Regions from separate parts of the Homo sapiens genome. Here all the other regions are linked to region 2. Evidence: chromatin contacts called from ENCODE Hi-C or POLR2A ChIA-PET data. All regions are on one chromosome and are shown on one strand. Each heading gives the region's core, a stretch centred on a gene start or an enhancer-like site at or near the end of the contact. The rest is flanking DNA. Distances are from core to core; before and after follow the strand shown. Region 1 has its middle 3.6 kb from the start of SNORA75B. Region 2 overlaps LDB2 (LIM domain binding 2). Region 3 has its middle 64 kb from the start of QDPR.

Region 1 (4,233 bases), core at 1,144-3,643, 700 kb before region 2:
CCCTCGCTGTTTGATTATTTCATTCAGGTGAGTTGGAGAAGTGAAATTACAGGGCCCGAGCATAGGAATTTTTTTACAGACCTTGAAGGATGGTGCTGGATTGCTTTTCAGAGTCTTTGTACCAATTTACATGGAGTATTTCTATTTTGGGGACCTCCTCCTGGAACAGGGAAAGATTTTCTAGCTCTAGAGAGAGAATGACCTGTAGTAAGATTTGGATCAGAATTTCACGCTTTGTAAATCATTGATTTTAGATTTCTCCCACTTTCTGTATTTATTTACCTTCTATTCTCTTGCAGTAATTTTAGAAATGGCATTGGGAAAATTCCAGACTGTTTCCATGGTACTCAGAGCAGACAGCAAAGGGAGGTTTGGTCCATGCTTTGGATAGAGCTGCCAAGAATGGGGGACCGTGTCCTGTAGTGGGGTGGGGCGGGGAAGGGGTCCAACCTATGATGGCAAAAGGAGACCAAATGAGATGCTTCGTGGGAAAGGTGACACATGGGGTTGTAGTGATGGTGATGAGGAGTGGAGATTTGAGCTGATCCTAAATTTTGGAGGTTCTCATTTTGGTTTTAACAAAAGTAGGGTTTCTTGATAGCAGGCTGGACTGGATCAGTGATTTTCAAATTTTCCTTCCTCCTCCTGGAACTTTTGGATTCTATGGTGGTGCTTGAGTTAAGTAAATGATTTTAAGGTCATCTGCACCTAATTTAAAACTGTGTTAGTAGTGGTAATAAATATCAACACATACACATATAAATGTATATAGAATGTCATATTTTAACACCACGTGGACCTGAAGGTAGACACGTACTAACTGGTTTTAGAGCAGACTTTGAATGAAGCATCTCTCTCTTGAATTGAGGAGGGCTCTGAGGCTGGAAGGGCAGTGTGATTTGAACAGCTGCAGCAGCAGCAACATTGTCCATCAAACCAAGATAGACTTCTATCTTGGGGAAAGTGAATCAGAAACTCTATGTTACAGAGTAAACAAAACAGAATATACAGCCCGGATGCTCAAGCAGATCGAAAACTGCAAATGCCCTGTTTAACTCTCAGCTTTAATCTGGTCACAACAGCACCCATGTTCTCTTTGCTAGACTTTATTATATATATGCAGATAGATACCAATCATTTTTGACTGTTATATGTACAGCGGGTCCATTTTCATTTGAAAGAGAGTTCCTCTGAGGACCCTTTCTAACACTAACATTTTCTGATCAACAGGCCGACTTTATCATCCCATTTGATGGATGGATAAGTTGAGGCATTAAGTAAAGTCCTGCAGAGAGCTAGCTTTGCAGTTTAGTCTCTGTCAGATTTTGAGCAAGTTAGTTTAGTTCCCTGAGCCTCAGTGTTCTCATTTCTAAAATGGGAATAATAGTGTCCACTCTGCAGTGCCATTATGAGGGTGGAAATGAAACCCAATCTTTTCCTTTGCTCAGTGGCTAGGCTTTGGGAATGAGCATCTAATTCACATTTGCCAAATGCCGACTCCTCCCTCTTGTCCATGCTGGCCTCATTCTTGCCGTGACTCTATTTAATGTACTCTGGTAAGTTTTAGGCGTAGAAGAGGAAAGAAATATATGTATTGCCTACATACCTATTGGAACTTGGGATCCTTTAAAACATGCAGTCTTATTACAGTGATTCTTCTGTAATAGCAGTATTTATTTTCTGGTCTGGGGAACAAAAGCCTTCTTTTCCTTTCTTCGATTAAGAAATTAAAATCCAGTAGCATAGAATCTCTTAGAATCATTTCTTGTATTGCTTCCTAACTTGACCTTAACATTCTGTGTGACCTTTCGAGGCCCTTTTTACCTCTCTCAACCTCTGCTTCCTGTAAAATGAGGTGGTTGGGTCAGGTGACATTAACGGTCCTTACAGCTTTTCAGTTTTTAAATTCTACGAAGACTTAGGAGTAAAACCTTGAAGCGTTAAGTTTCTTTTCTGCGGGGGGGGAGAAAAATTACTGTTCTTTTAAATTGGCCACGTGGGGTCGCTAGTGATCTAAGAGACTGGTTCGCGAAGGTGGTACTGTAAATGTGTGGTGCTTCAGCGAACAGATTCTGGGGGTGGTTTATGAAATTTTCTTTTTGTCTCTCCCTTCAGCTCCAAAATTCACTCGAAGACTTGATCACATCATTAGTGTTGAGAGAATCATAAGCAGCTGCCAGAGATTGTGTTCAGAGCCAGACCGTGGTATCTCATGCCCACCTCAAAAGAAAAGAAAAAGGAAAAAATCATGGTAATCCTGGGGTGCAACTGGCTCTCCTTTTAGACTCTAACTCAAGCTGCTACATAATGTGGTCTTGCAATTCCTTGGCTTGAGAAGTAGGTCCTGCAAAGTTAAACTGGATGGCATAAAACATGCCTTAGTGATGGAGTCAACCTTTGTCTGGAAGAATCTGGAGTTACCAAAGGCAGAAGCATGGCAAAATTCTCACTGAAGAGCTGATGAGTGTCTCTCTTGGCAATTTTCCTGGTGGGCTTTGCTGATGGTTGAGGTGGGGTGGGGTGGGTGGCAGCAAGCTTGAATGACTGTAGAAATCAGGGAGGGTTCATTAAACAAAAAGTAAATAAAATAAAACAAAAATCTGGAAAGCTCATGTATCTTCCCACACCAGGGACAGGGTACCCACAGCATGCTCGGCACAGACCAGACCCTTTATGGAAAGTCAGCTGAACCTTGCCCTCGGCGTGCAAGGAAAAAAAATGTCTTTTCTGCCAGAAGTGTTGTATAAACATCCTTTTCCTACGATCCTGGATCCTGATCCTCTAGCTCCAGGACCCAGAGGAGCGTGGGGAAAGTATCTTAATGTAGACAGATTTCGAACTCCTGCTGTCCCTTTTCAGATCGTAAATTACCGTTAATGCTGTTTATACTCTTCCCCCTTCCTCTCTTAATAGTTTTAGAAACAGTAATTGACAACAAAATAGAGCCGCAAAGGGTGTAAGGGAGCCCTGCTTGGCTGGCTGAGAAGCAGCCAACTAAGTATCTGTTCATCATGTACGTCTCTGCAACAGAAGTAAAAGATTTACCCACACAGGTGCCCTTCCTTGCTTTCCTTTCGTCATTTTGCTGTGATGGAGCAGGGTACATCTCAATTTCAATTAACTGGAAAGAGAAAAGTTGCGTGTGTTTGCGTGCTTTTTGTCCACCCTGCTCCCTGTACGGGAGGCTGTACAAAGCTGGTGTGGGCTATGGAGCCTGGGGAGGAAGCTGCTCAGAAGTGGATCCCAGGATCTCTGTGGTTCTCTCTGCCCGGGTGTTGTCTTGTTTTGGGGTGCACGGTCCTCGGAAGCAGTTTCCTAAGACAATTCCAGCATGAGGAATATGCCCAGGCTTGAAGTTGGTGAGAGCTGGATTTAAATCCTAGATCAACCCACTTATTTAGCTGTCAACTTAACCTCTTAGAGTCTCAGTGTTCTCCTCTGTAAAATGGGGATAATACAGGTTGAATACCCCTCATCCAAAAATCCAAAACCCGAAATGCTTCAAAATGCAAAACTTTTGGATTTCACATCCAAACTTTTGCCATTGAATGCTGACACAATGTTCAAAGGAAATACCCATTGGAACATTTCAGATTTTGGATTCTCGGAGTAAAGATGCTGAACGCATAAGTATAATGCAAGTATTCCAAAATTAGAAAAAATATCTGAATTCCAAAATACTTCTGGTCCCAAGCATTTTGGATAAGGGATACTCAACCTGTAACAATATTCCCCTAAGGGAGTGGTTTGGAAGATTAAATAAAGCTGTGTTTGTAGAAAAAGTGACTGAGGCCTAGCAAGACATCCATGAATGCCTTTTCTTTTTTCAAAACCTCTTGACTTGTGCTGTCCAAGGTGGTAGTCACATGGGGCTATTGAGCACTTGAAGTCTGGCTACTTGAAACTGACAAGTTCTGTAAGTAGAGAATACACACCAGATATCAAAGACTTAGTAGAGAAAGAAAATAATGCAAAACATCTCATTAATAATGTTTTATACTGATTACATACTGAAATTTTAATACATTGCAAATATTGGATAAAATATATTCTAAAAGTTAATTTTACCTTTTTTAACTTTAAAAAATGTGGCCACTAGAAAATTCAGAATTGGATATGTAGCTTGTATTTGTGGCTCACATTATGTTTCTCTTGGGCTGTGCTTCTGTAGTTTCTCTTTTACTCACCTTCTATTCAAATTCTTTCCTTCTCTTAAGGCCTAGCTCAAGCTTT
Region 2 (4,265 bases), core at 582-3,081:
AGCCAGGCACAGGGTGGGGGATCTCCTGGTCTACCGGTTGTGAGACCATGGGAAAAGTGCAGTATTTGGGCAGAAGTGTACTGCTTCTCCAGGTACAGTCACTCACGGCTTCCCTTGGATAGGAAAGGGAGATCCCCTGACCCCTTGCACTTCCTGGGTGAGGTGACACCCCACCCTTCTTCGGCTCACCCTCCATGGGCTGCACCCACTGTCCAACCAGTCCCAGTGAGATGAACCAGGTACCTCAGTTGGAAATGCAGAAATCACCCATCTTCTGCGTCTATCTCGCTGGGAGCTGTAGACCAGAGCTGTTGCTATTTGGCCATCTTGGAAGTGACCCCGGGTGACTCAAATTTAAGAGAGGCTTTCTCGAATGGTACAGGACAAAAAAAAAAAAGATTTAACTCACCAGAGGACGGGTAGTGTTTTGTCAGGCAAAAAAAGTTGAGAAGGGTCTTTCCCAAAAGTTACCTTTCTCATCCCCAAATCATAGGAAGATGGATCTGATGCAAATACACTATCAATTTGGAAAATCAGTACCTTCAGTCCAGGGCCCTCTGTAGGAGCTGAATAGATGGTGAGCTTCTCCTGGAGAAGTTCTAAGTCAAATGGCAACATCTTGGGTTTTGGGAATCCATCCTGTTGGGAGCTTTTGGGGCATGAGATGAAAGAATGCTATTTTTCAAGGCCTTCCTGGAATTCACGTAATCCTTGCAAAACAACATTCTGATGAATTGAGTCAGAGTAATGCAACCCGTATATTTCTGATTCACACAGAGTTTACAAGCGTTTAGAAGTTAAAAGAAGAGGTACTAGGCATGATGTGCCATCCAGTTTCACTGCACCCAAACCGTTTGAAATGCAGCCTCGTTTCTCTTTCCTTATGTTGAACTTGGGGACATCCTGGCTCACTGATGAGTGGTTGGAATTGGCCACATGGAATCAGAGTGGATTTCTTTAACCGTGCAGGCATGGTGAAAAGGGGCAGAATTTGACTCATAAACCCCATGTGCACGTTGATTTGACTCCAGCAGCTTGGCCCTCTGTGTTAGCAGTGGCCAGGTGTTCAGGCCAGTCCTCACAAGTCAGTTTATCCCACCCCTCAGTGGAATATGTGCTAAGTCACCCATGATGGAAGCCACAGTCTTTCTGTAACCTAATTTTGGAAATGATATCCCATCGCTTCTCTCATGTTCTATTTTATTGCTAGAAGCAGGTCACTAAATTCAGCCAACACACAAAGAGAAGCGATTTCACAAGGGTGGTGAATACCAGGAGGCAGGGGTCTCTGGGGCCATCTTGGAGGCTGCCTACCACACCAGGAATCCTGACTCTTTGTCACTTAGTGTCTGTGTACGCTTAGGAAAGTAATCTAATCTTTCTGAGGCTTGGGTTTTCTACCCATAAAATGGAGATAGTTGATGTAAAAGACCTGACACATAAGAGATAGCAGCCAAAAAATAATGATGACGATGATGATGATAATGATAAATGTTAGTTTTCCCTTCCTTCTTTCCAGAAGGTAGAGTGAGCTCCCCACAAGCACCTGGGAGAATAGTCACTTGTATAGAAGAGTGGACTGGGGGAGTCTAATGTTTTTAACATTTATAACCCCTTTTTCACTGAACTGGAAAAGAACAGAAGCACACTGCTCCCAGTAGTATGGGCCACATCAATAATTACCACACACATTTATAGTATCTTCGATGATGATTTACTTCCAGATGTTTTAAGCATATAACGTGTCAAATCAAAAGTGGAATTGTGGTGGGGTGGGGATGACACTGAAGGGAATAATGGTTTCGTCACTGACCTCCCAGTGTGACTCATGGTGTGTGTCTCACTGCCAAGAAGCCCTGACTATGAATATGCAGCCGTTGGGGAAGGAGGCGTTGAGAGTGGGTACTTCATATGGCCCCACCAGAAGGATTTTTTTTTAACACAGCAGCAGTAACCTTTAAGATAGCTAAGGTACAGTTCTCTGTGTTCTGTCTCCTTGCAGTTTCTGGAGAATCCTTTGTCTATAGTCCAGATCTCCTTTCATGGCTATCTAATGGATCTGTCTTCTGCAGCGTTTCCATCCAGGTGTTGGCATCCTTTCACAGTAAGCAGTAGGAGAGGCTTGCTGCCGAGGCTCATATATGTCACAAACAAGACTACCTGATCTTCATTGAGAGTCACTCTGATGAGGACATTACATGTTACCATATCTAATCAGTAGCCACTTGAGGTAGGGACTATTATTCCTACTTATTGATGAGAAAACCAGGACACAGCAAGGTAAAGCAACTTGTCCAAGGTCACAGAGCTAGTAAATGAAAAAAAAAAATCTGTGATGATTTACAATAAAATGAAGCTTAGCCAGAGCTGGGAACTGGAAATAAGTGCAAGTTGTATTTGCCTGATTTCTCTGTGAGAACCTGGCTAGATTTCAAGCACTGAAGTGAAGTGTCTAGCTAGTGTGATTTGGGAATAGGTATTTTCAAAGTTGTTGACATATGCTGGTCATTCGTGACCAATTTCAAACTTTAGGCTTTATGATGATGTGTCTCCCATGGCAGTACTTTTTTGACATGTGACATTCTGCCACTGCAAAACAGCGAGAGAAAGAATAAGATAAGTGCAAACAAGAACCAGGGACTTCAATTGGTGATAAAGGTAAAAATCTCATGTTCTCCAAGTAGTCTAGTAACTAACGTGTATTCTGATTAAAATGAGGTGGTTTGGATGTCTAATTAAAATGAGGCAGATGGAAAGAGAACATTAGATGTACTAGCCAGTGTGTGACACTGCACAACTTATCATCTTTAATTCTCATTTCCCTCATTTATACAAAGGGGTTAATGACTGCCAACCTCATAGGGTTGTGCTATCAATAGAATAAGATAATGCACAAAGCCATGGTTCAATCAAATATGCAGTGTGCTGCCCTCTACCTAGTGGCCTTTAAGGATTTTGGTTCCCTGTCCTGTATCAACCTATATCACAAATCAGTGATATAGGTTGTGTCCAACACAAACCAGTGTTGGACAGGATGGTCCAGTAAGAAGACCATTCTTACTGGAGCATTCTGCAATTCTGGAACAGAACAGCGGGGACCAGTGGTTTTATGCAGAGGCTGTGAGGAGTAGGAGACATTGGAGACACTCTTTACAATGATGATGAAACAGCATGCTGGAATCAAGAAGTGCTTTTCCATCACTAAGAGAAGCCATGGAAATTAGCAGGCTTTGGGAGTGTGCTTAAACTTCCGTAAGTTTTCAGGGTGTCTTAAACTGCTTTCTGTGCAAGAACCCTTCCCAGTATTCAGAAAACTGTACTGCCCAAAGACTTTATTGCATTTGTGTTTTTCGCAGTTGAGAAGCTGATATATTCAAGGAAGAGTACTGACTGGCCATCCGGGCTTTTAGGTGTAACTCATTTATTCACCAAATATGTATCAAGGCTACTCCATCCCTGGTATTGTGGAGATACAGCAATGAGTCAGACAGTTTGAAGTCCTTGTCTTCAAAGAGCTTACAGTCTCATGAAGAACAATCATGTCAATAGTTCAATCCAGTGGGAGAAGTGCTCTGTCACTACTGAGGAGAAGGAATAGCAGAAGCTCTGCTGAGTGATCCTTTCTCCAAATTTCCTGGAAGAGGTTATTAAAGTATAAATTAATCAGAGAAAACACTTCAAGCAGATGGAACTTTATGAACTAAAACTCAAAAGCAAGGGAGAGATATCTGATTCAAAGGGGCTATAAGAAGTTCTGTGCTGCTGGAGCAAGACTGATTGTGATGTGGGGTGGGCTGCAGGGACTTAGAGAGAGGTATGAGATGATGCAGAGAAAATAGCATGAGGATGCAGGGGACTAGCAGGTGATGGGGCAAAAGAGGTAAGCGGGGATCAGGTCATGAAAGATCCTTGCAAGTCACATTAAGGAGTCCCGACCTCATCTTGAGCACAATGGGGAGCCATTGAAAGGTTTCAAAGATGAGAGAACTTGGCCAGATACCTTTAGTAGATGGTTAGACTAGGTGATTGATCTTTAAGCTCTGAGTATTTTAACCATCCTAAACAGATACTATTGTATTTTCTTTGAAATTCTACCCAGAGAAACAAATTCTTTTACTACTTTAAATACAGTAAATTGTACTTTTTTAGCCTTTATTCATAAAATGGTGTCAATCTAGCAAAACTTTCATTGCTCATTTATAATGTGGAAGAGACCATGCTGGATAGGTGTGGTGGTGGTTCAATTGTGAATAAAGTTAAATCAG
Region 3 (4,140 bases), core at 27-2,526, 820 kb before region 2:
TCTATTTATATCTTGCCTTTTAGTCATAATTTTGACAACAGATTCCCAACTTTTCAGAATATTTCTAAATTTGTTTTGATTGTTGTCTTTCTATGAGTGAACACACAATTGCTCTTGTTAAGCCCCATGAGTGTGTGTTTGAAGCTAAAGATGCGTCATTTTAGACACATATAATGGTCTCCATCTCTATCTCACTTCTAATAGGTTTGTGATATTTACAGTTCTTATCAGGTATTAGGGTTTTTATTTTTTAGGTTTTCACTTACTATACGACATAAGGACCAACGCTCTGCAACTTTACTAAAGAAAATAAATAATCTTTATACACTGATTACTTAGTTATGGGCATTTTGTTAAGTGCCTTATGAATATTATCTTTTTAAATCCTGGGATAGGAGTACATCCCTGGACCATTTATAGAACTGCATTCTGTTCAATGAGTTATTACAGAGAAAGGGAAGTGGATGAAGTTGAAAAGATCATCATGCCATAATGGATAGTACACAAAAGACATAATTAGCATGAAAAAAATTCAGCTTATTCAAATAGAACTGTAGTTACTCTAATGAATAAATGATCCCTTGATTATACTTTCAAGTAATACCAAGTCTAAAAATGGTTGTTAAACCAACAACTTCTAAGTTTTAATTGATTTGGAATGAATATGTGGGCCTCCATTATCATAAGCCAGACCAATGTAGTTGAGATGCCCATTTTCCCACTATTCCTAGCCCTGAACTTGGCTAAACTGCTCAACTCTTTGAGCCTCAGTTTATTTTTCTGCAAAATGGGAGCAATCGTAAGAACGTCAAAGGATGCGAAAAGGATAAAGTAATTTATCCTTTAATAAAGGATAAAATAAAGTTTAATAAATAAAATAAAAGAACATACAGTTTGGAACTTGGAACATCATAGTTGTTTGAAAAATATTTGGGCTTCTATTTCCTGCAGTCAGGTATATTCTAAGTATTCAATGAATATTTGTTGGAGGTGTTGAATTCCAATATCTATAAGCAAAGAGAAGTATTATATTAAAATAAAATTAGTTATTGAATTTGGTGTTAAATAGTTTAGTCTAGAGCTGCCTCTTTACATATTTTAAGTTCAGCCTAAAGATTTCTCTGTACATCATGAACTATAACCTAAACGGAGATATAAACAGACTGTAACCTACTCTTGTGCCAATCACCGAGTTTTGGCCAGTCAAAGGGTGCCAACTGTTCAAACCGTGTTCAAATAAGGTAAATGCCTGAGCTGTCACCAGTCCAGCTGTTTGTATACCTCACTTCTGTTTCCTGTGTGTCACTTTCCTTTTTCTGTTCATAAATCTTCTTCCACCCTATGGCTGCTCTGGACTCTCTGAGCCTACTCTGGCTCTGGAGGCTGGCTGATTCATGAATCATTCTTGCTCAATTCAACTGTTACATTTACTTTGGCTAAGGTTTTTCTTCTAACATTGGAAAGAAAGCTGAAACCTTTCAAACTTTACTCTTGAATCTTCTTTTCCTTGTCAGGGAACTCTTCAAGGGTGGATGTCCTGGAATGGCCAATTATTTGTCTAAATGCTTTGTTTCTTTCCTAACCAATTAGGCTAAAACACCTCTGGTAAACAAATAGGCATACAGGCCCCCCGCCCTCACCACCCCATAAATAAGACTGTAGGTGAGAAAGGCAGGGAGGCTGCACTTTCCCCTTCTGATCTGTGCAGGGGAGGTTTCTGCTTCAGGGGATGTGGAGGAGACTGGTCCTGGCTTAGTCTTCTTAGGTAAATCTTTGGCGGGAGCAGCAAGCTGCCCCTTCTAATCTGCCTTCCAAGTGCATGTAGTGGTTCATGGCACTGCTTTACAAGAGGGATGGGTTTGATGGGTGGAGCACTTGCACATTTTTAACTTATAAAAGTCCTTGTGAGCCAGGCACAGTGCCTCATGCCTGTAATCCCAGAACACTGGGAGGCTGAAGTGGGAGGATCACTTGAGGCCAGGAGTTGGAGACCAGCCTGGGCAATATAGTGAGACTCTGTTTCCACCAAAAAAAAAAAAAAAAAAAAAGAAAAAAAAGAAAAAAAAATTAGCTGGGTGGTGGCACACACCTGGAGTGTTAGCTACTCAACAGGCTGAGGTTGGTGAATTGCTCAAACCTAAGAGGTTGAGGCTTCAGTGAAGTTGGTTATGATTGTACCACTGGGCATCCAAGTCTGGGCAACAGAGAGAGACCCTGTGTCCAAAAAACAACAACAAAAAAGTTATTGTGAAACCCTTAGAAGAGACAGTACCAGAGCTTATCAGTATCTGGTTTTTCTTTCCTTTCTGGGTCCACAGAGGATTACATTTCCTAGGTCCTTTGCCAGTAGGTGGAGCTATGTGTCCAGTTTCACTTCAGAGCCCAAGCATAGAACATACAGATGTTGGTACTGCCACACACTCTCTTCAATCTTGTCTTGAGATGTTAGAGCCACAAGGCAAGGGACATGTAGTTTGCTGAGTTACTGCATTGACCTTAGTTGTCCTGGAGAGCTGCCCAGACATACAGTAGATGTAGCAAACATGAAGAGTAAACTATTATGGTATGAAGGCACTTAAATTTGAGGGCTATCTGTTACTGCCTCATAATCTGGTTTATTCTGACTAATTGAGCCTCGCGGGGAAGGTTTGAAATGGGGTAGAAAGTATTCTGTGCTACCAACAAAATATCCTAAAACTATGCCAAATAGTCTACTGGTAAATGATGGGGAATCAAGACTGGAGGTGGGAAATGAGGGGAAGGAAAGCAATGAATCTGGAGAAGCTGCAACAGAATTACTGTCTAAAATCATGATCAATTGCTTTTTCTGGGTTTTGAGTTAGCCTGTAACCTTCCTGCATTCCAGGATTCTCAAATAAATTCTATGCCTTTGCCTATCTCAAAGGAATCTCCTCGAAGACCATCGTTTTTGAAATGCCTTGAAGATTGCTTACAGCAGAAACCAGCTCAGCACCTGTCTGTTGCCAAGTTTCTTTGCAAGTAAGGAATGATAGTCGTATGACTTTAAACTATCATTCTTCCTTCACTTGAAGTGAGCAAATTTGAGTCAACAAATAACGATGGGAGCTTACATCAAGTGACTGTGCTTGGCTGTGGGGCTACCAAGATGAAGAAGGAATGCTCCTGCCCTCGAGGAGCTCACAGTCTAGTGGGAGGGAACAATGCGGACATAACTGGCTACGGAACAAGTTAGCCTGGGGAAGGGCTTCAGCAGAGGCATAAACAGAAAAAGTCAGGGTCCAGAGGGAGAGAGATCTGTTCTCTTTGTTGGGGAGGGGTCTGGGAAGGCTGTATTTTAAGTTAGTACTTGAAGGATGACAAAGACCTTGATGGTTTTCTGTGAGGTATGAAAAACTGCCAGTGTTGTATCTCTAGCTTTAGGAGTTTTATTCCTATGCTGCAGAAAAATCCAGCTCGGGAGATGTGTAATTTAAGCATTTTCAAAGCCCATATAACCAGAGATCTGGGCTAATGGGAAAATAGTCATAACATTGCCGCTAAATGCAATAACTTGTTGATATATTTTGCTCAATTACCCTTGTTAATGATTCATCAATCTTTTTTTGCTTCCTGCACTAAAAAAATCTTGCTGCAGAATTTTGCCCAAACATATACACACCCAGTTTTTGGCCCTTGGCAGCCTTCCTAAGTGGAGAGTATTTTCCACATGTGGTTGTTGACATGTAGATTTTGAAATTCAAAAACAATGGATACATACAAGAGGGAGAGGAGACTGAGAATGTATCCTCCATGACACACAAAGATCAGTGTTTTTTACAAGGTGGTCCCGGCTGGGTGTGGTGGCTCATGCCTATAATCCCAGCACTTTGGGAGGCTGAGCTGGGCGGATCACATGAGGCCAGGAGTTCCAGACCAGCCTGGCCAACACGGTGAAACCCTGTCTCTACTAAAAATACAAAAAAAAAAAGAAAAGAAAAGAAAAGAAAAAAAATTAGCCGGACGTAGTAGGGTGCGCTTGTAGTCCCACTTACTCGGGAGGCTGAGGCAGGAGAATCACTTGAACCCAGGAGGCAGAGGTTGCAGTGAGCCAAGATCATGTCACTGCACTCCAGCGTGGGTGACAGAGCAAGACTTCAACTGAAAAAAAAAAAAAAAGTG

The links. Hi-C counts contacts between places; a loop is a spot of excess contacts on that map. ChIA-PET counts read pairs that join two places held with the same protein, here RNA polymerase II (POLR2A).
Region 1: a loop to region 2 is called in a map of posterior cingulate gyrus, with 3 times the contacts of the local background. The contact joins two enhancer-like sites. A Hi-C loop is called at or near these places in 1 of 168 maps with a recorded cell type or tissue (posterior cingulate gyrus). POLR2A ChIA-PET finds 5 or more read pairs at or near these places in 1 of 52 experiments (A549).
Region 3: a map of IMR-90 shows a loop between it and region 2 (3-fold over the local background). The contact joins two enhancer-like sites. A Hi-C loop is called at or near these places in 1 of 168 maps with a recorded cell type or tissue (IMR-90). POLR2A ChIA-PET finds 5 or more read pairs at or near these places in 2 of 52 experiments (H1 and MCF 10A).

Annotation. Positions count from the first base shown.
Region 1 is chr4:17,322,336-17,326,568 of GRCh38, reverse strand. No RefSeq gene overlaps it. Among named protein-coding and RNA genes, the nearest start is that of SNORA75B, 3.6 kb to the right of the region's middle. Within about 2 kb of position 2,393, at least 2 of the 41 ENCODE cell types and tissues checked have a DNase peak (open chromatin) inside an H3K27ac peak, as active enhancers do.
Region 2 is chr4:16,624,702-16,628,966 of GRCh38, reverse strand. All of the region lies in intron 2 of LDB2 (LIM domain binding 2), which reads left to right. Among named protein-coding and RNA genes, the nearest start is that of LDB2, 270 kb to the left of the region's middle. Within about 2 kb of position 1,831, at least 4 of the 41 ENCODE cell types and tissues checked have a DNase peak (open chromatin) inside an H3K27ac peak, as active enhancers do.
Region 3 is chr4:17,446,092-17,450,231 of GRCh38, reverse strand. No RefSeq gene overlaps it. Among named protein-coding and RNA genes, the nearest start is that of QDPR, 64 kb to the left of the region's middle. Within about 2 kb of position 1,276, at least 3 of the 41 ENCODE cell types and tissues checked have a DNase peak (open chromatin) inside an H3K27ac peak, as active enhancers do.